Regions from separate parts of the Homo sapiens genome. Here region 2 is linked to region 1. A link is an interaction called in ENCODE POLR2A ChIA-PET data of the cell type or tissue named here. Cell type or tissue: GM12878. All regions are shown on one strand.

Region 1 (2,500 bases):
AAGTTCTTCTTCTATTTCCTAACATTTTCCCTAGGTATGATAATTTGCATGGTAAACACACTGCATATTAATAGCATTCGAAGTCACAGGATGAGATAGGAGGTCGACACAAAACCTGTTTTGCTGATAAAACAGGTTGCAGTAAAGAAGCCAACTCAGGCCAGGTGCGGTGGCTCACGCCTGTAATCCCAGCACTTTGAGAAGGCAAGATGGGTGGATCATGTGAGGTCAGGAGTTCGAGACCATGGCCAACACGGGGAAACCCCTCTTTACTAAAAATACAAAAATTAGGCAGGTGTGGTGGTGCGCATGTAATCCCAGCTCTTCAGGAAGATGGGACAGGAGAATAGCTTGAACCTGGGAGGTGGAGGTTGCAGTGAGCTGAGATTGTGCCACTGCACTCCAGCCTGGGAGACAGAGCAAGACTGTTTAAAAAAAAAAAAAGAAAGAGGAAGAAGAAGAAGAAAGAAGAAAAGAAGAAGAAGGAGGAGGAGGAGGAGGAAGAGGAGGAGGAGGAGGAGAAGAAGAAGAAGAAGAAGAAGAAGAAGAAGAAGAAGAAGAAGAAGAAGAAGAAGAAGAAGAAGAAATAGCAGCCAACTCTAAGCCACCAAAACCTGTTTCTCAGAATTCTGAGAAATGTTCATTATTCTTTTTTGTTTCTCAATTATGTTTCTCCCTTTCCTCAGGAAGCCAATTTTTATCCTCTGTCATTGTCAGGAGTGTATTTAACATGACAGAAGTCCTGTGACCTCTTCAAATGTCCCTATTTCCTCCTGAGTATATTCCAATCATCTCTGTGTCTGGTTGGCCTAATTTTAATTATGATTCCACTGGGCATGTGGCTACTCAGTCTACTTTTCTGTTCACTGAGCCAGATTTTCAATCCACATACTCAGAGCAAATTACGTACCACCGGAAAACTACATTAAAACTTTTGGGATAGTGCAGGCTATTTTATGCACTAAAGCAGTAATTTACCAAATGTTCCTTAATGATCTGTGAAAAAATTGCCATGTTTTTCACGATATTGAATGCGCTTCCAGGAAGTTAGGCAAAGGGAGAATCTGACCTAATGTGAACAAATGAGTAATCTTAGCTCTTACCTTTCCTAAAATCAATACTATTACCTAATTCAGTGAGCATGCACAGGAAACATACTCAAACGTACAGGACCAGCTCTTGAAACACTGACACATTTTGGTTTCCTCTCTCAAGAAAACAACCTAAGGGGAAATTCTATTTCCTTCTCATGGCTTCTCTCAAAGTTAATTCTTTACACACCAAGTAATAGTTATAACATGCATGTATTTCTAAATCTCAGGTTACCAAATATAAGATTTTTTTTTGAGAAAACACCTTTGAAGACAGGGGTATAAGACTGGGCTGAAAATAGGAGGGTTGGTTGAAAGGAGCAGTTTATCCACTCAGACCTCCTCTTCTGTTCTATGACCGGTCCCTCACTTCTTTTTTTTTTTTTTTTTTTGGAGACAGTCTCACTCTGTTGCCCAGGCTGGAGTGCAATGGTGCAACCTTGGCTCACTGAAACCTCTGCCTCCCTGGTTCAACCATTCTCCTGCCTCAGCCTCCCAAGTAGCTGGGATTACAGGTGTGTGCCACCACAGCCAGCTAATTTTTCTATTATTAGTAGAGATGGGGTTTCACCATGTTGGCCAGGCTGGTCTCAAACTCCCGACCTCAGGTGATCCACTGGCCTCGGGCTCCCAATGTGCTGTGATTACAGGCAACAGCCACGGCGCCCAGACATTTCAGATGTTTCTTGTACATGCTGACATTGCCTTGAAACACTTACACCAAAATTTTAAAATTTGAAATGTTAAAAGTGAATATTTCTCAAGATAAAATAGAAGAGTGGTTCTTTGATGATGTTATAAATCACTTTCCCATCCCCTTAAAATCACCACTGAATCCTCACTCTACAACCTCAAGAGAAATCCTCACAATCAATTCCTTTGAAATTATCTGAACAGAATGGAATATTCCACAAATAATTATGGAGCGTTTGCTATGTGCCAGGCACTGAGACAAAAAAATCAAGATAAAATGATGACTAAAAGAGACATCCTTACTTCCATAAAATTTACAATACAAGCTGGGGAGACTGATAGAAACAGATCTTCATAGAATGGACATCTGATCAAAATTGTGAGGGTTTTGACCCCAGTCCTCGGCTGAATCTATTCTTCTCAACGTCACTACTGACCTTCATAGGGCTGAATCCACTGGTCAGATTTTGGTCAATCTTAGCTTCTTAAAAGTAGTTAATACAGGCCAGGCGCAGTGGCTCACGCCTGTAATTCCAGCACTTTGAGAGGCCAAGGCGGGTGGATCATCAGGTCAGGAAATCGAGACCATCCTGGCTAACACGGTGAAACCCCGTCTCTACTAAAAATACAAAAAATTAGCCAGGTGTGGTGGCAGGCGCCTGTAGTCCCAGCTACTCAGGAGGCTGAGGCAGGAGAATGGCGTGAACCCAGGAGGC
Region 2 (2,500 bases), 53 kb after region 1:
TGATATAATAGTCTGAAATGGTAAATGATGGTGAGAGTCTTGTTTTTTCATCCATTTTTAATTTAATGCATTTTAATTTATGCTACTAATGTTTAAAAACGGGGTCAAATTTTAACCAATATTTCCTGTAGGCCAAAGTCTAAAAAAATCTGTTTTATTAAGGTTGTGAAAACTGAGCTATATGCTGCTGGAGTTTATATGTAAGGTGTAGATAAATATAATTTCGTGTTACTTCTGTGCATCGGGGAAGTCAAGCAAGTCACTGTTGGGTGGCAGGAACCTTCCTGCAGACCACGAGCTGGCAGGTGGTACTTAACTGATACTACCCCTGGGGTACAAGATTCAGTGGAGCTGGATTGGGTTGCTATGGACTCTACCCTTAAAAGATTATTTTAAGTCTCATGGCATTACTGATCCAGCTGAAGACTGTTCTGGTAACTTCCTTGATTGCTGCAGCCAGGGTGTGCGTACTGCTTTGATGATAGAGGTGTCCAATCTGGCCCCAGAGAGTTCCTCAATTTCTAGCCTATTTTAGAGAAATCCTGCCTTTCCTACTTTAAGTTCCTGGTGTATATCTTTATATTGAATGTATAGCTTAAGCCATTTAAAAAAAACTATAAAAGTGATATATTTTATGGCAAAGTTTAAAAACTCAGAAAAATGTCAAGGAAAAGGTCAAAGTCCTCCTTACTCCCTGGAACACCCCAGCCCCTTTCCCAGTCCTGTTTTCCATAGGTAGCTGCTGTCGGCAATTCCTTGTTTATAGAAAATGCCAGTAGGTATGCAGGGATAAACATATACTTTATATCCCTTATTTGTGATTTTAAAGTCTTGTTAAAATAGGGTTATATTGTAACAGACATTGAAAGGATGCTTATTAACTTGTGTTAAACATTGAGTAAATCATATTTCTCATGTTTTCATCATTTGAATAAAAGCACACAATAGAATTCCCTACGCTAATTCTCAAGTGTGTGTATGTGCAAATTTGTTTGTGTACAGATTTTCTTGATTAATGATTGAAGATGAAGTTTACTTTTTGTTTTCTAGCATATGGCATATAGTTGACAATGAGAAATGGTGTCTTTTAAAAAAGGAGGTTTATAATTTGGTGTGGGAAATAGCCACATCTTGCTCTTTACAAAAAAAGTTTGCCAACTCCTTAGAAAAAACATCCTGTTGAAAGGATATTTTAGATACAGTATTGAAGAAACAGGTACTTCATTGTTTATTTTCTCTAAGATTATAGAATTTATAAAGCTATTAGTAATTGAGATAATGGACTGTTTTCTTCTGAGTTGTAGATAATCTCTATGGCTTTCAGGACCTTAAATGTTTTTTTTTTTTAATTTATTTGTGAAAAGTTTAAGTCAACTAGGACTGACTGCAGGTAAATTTGTGAAGTGAGCGCTCTTCAGTTTTGAGCCCTTAGATCCTTTAAGATGCATTGGCATCAAATAGCAGAAAATTCTCCAACTGGTTTAAACAATGAGGAAATTTAATGTCATTTTTTTCTTCATTTTTTTTTGAAAACAGAGTCTTCCTCTGTCACCCAAGCTGGAGTGCAGTGGCACTATTACAGCTCACTGCAGCCTTGACCTCCTGGGCTCAAGTGATCCTTTAAGTTCCTCCCACATCAGTCTCCCTAGTAGCTGCCAACACAGGCGTGTGCCACCATGCCTAGCTAATTTTTTTTTTTTTTTTCCAAGACAGGGTCTCGCTCTGTTGCCCAGGCTGGAATGCAGTGGCATGATCTCAGCTCACTACAGCCTCTGCCTCCAGGGTTCAAGCGATTCTCCTGCCTCAGCTTCCCTAGTAGCTGGGATTTAAGGCACATGCCACCAGGCCCGGCTAATTTTTGTATTTTTAGTAGAGACAGGGTGTTACCATGTTGGCCAGGCTGGTCTCAAACTCCTGACCTCAAGTGATCTGCCCGCCTTGGCCTCCCAGTGTGCTGGGATTACAGGTGTGAACCACTGTGCCTGGCCAACAACTAATTTTTTAAAAAGCCTTTTTGTAGATACGGGGTATCCCTATGTTGCCCAGGCTGGTCTCAAATGATCATCCTGCCTCAGACTTCCTGCCTTGGACTTTCTGCCTCGGCCTCCTGAAGTGCTGGGAGGATTACAGGTGTGAGCCACCATGCCTGGCCAAAATTTAATGTCTTGCATACTAAAAGTCCAGAGGCTCAAGAATGGTTCAATAATGACATCAAGGACTCCTTCTCTTTCCAACTCTCTTCCCTGTGATTTTCCCTATTAACTTCATACTAAGACAGCCCTTACCCATCTCAATTTGGCTGCTGCAAAGGAGCCAGGAGCGGTGGTGTGGACCTGTAGTCCCAGCTACTCAGAATGCTGAGGTTGGGGTATCACTTGAGCCTGGGAGGTCAAGCCTGCAGTTAGCCCCTTGTCCCAGTTTGGCTGCTGCATCCCATCCAGACAGGGCAGTATCCAAAGGAATAAGAGGAACTGTTTCCAGAAACCCCCAAGCAGATGTC

The links. ChIA-PET counts read pairs that join two places held together with the same protein. Peaks named below come from ENCODE experiments on the same cell type or tissue, not always from the same donor. Only the 100,000 strongest peaks of a DNase experiment are listed, where the experiment ranks them.
Region 2: POLR2A ChIA-PET joins it to region 1 with 6 read pairs; 15 of 35 experiments call an interaction of 5 or more read pairs at or near these places.

Annotation. Positions count from the first base shown.
Region 1 is chr11:110,344,573-110,347,072 of GRCh38, reverse strand. No RefSeq gene overlaps it. Among named protein-coding and RNA genes, the nearest start is that of LINC02732, 9.3 kb to the left of the region's middle. RefSeq lists a silencer at 1,042-1,101. In GM12878, no CTCF peak of the experiment used is centred here; a DNase peak (open chromatin) is centred at 1,153; H3K27ac peaks cover 970 bases.
Region 2 is chr11:110,291,499-110,293,998 of GRCh38, reverse strand. The region is part of intron 1 of RDX (radixin); the gene reads left to right. Among named protein-coding and RNA genes, the nearest start is that of RDX, 3.9 kb to the left of the region's middle. In GM12878, no CTCF peak of the experiment used is centred here; no DNase peak of the experiment used is centred here; H3K4me3 peaks cover 2,067 bases; H3K27ac peaks cover 604 bases.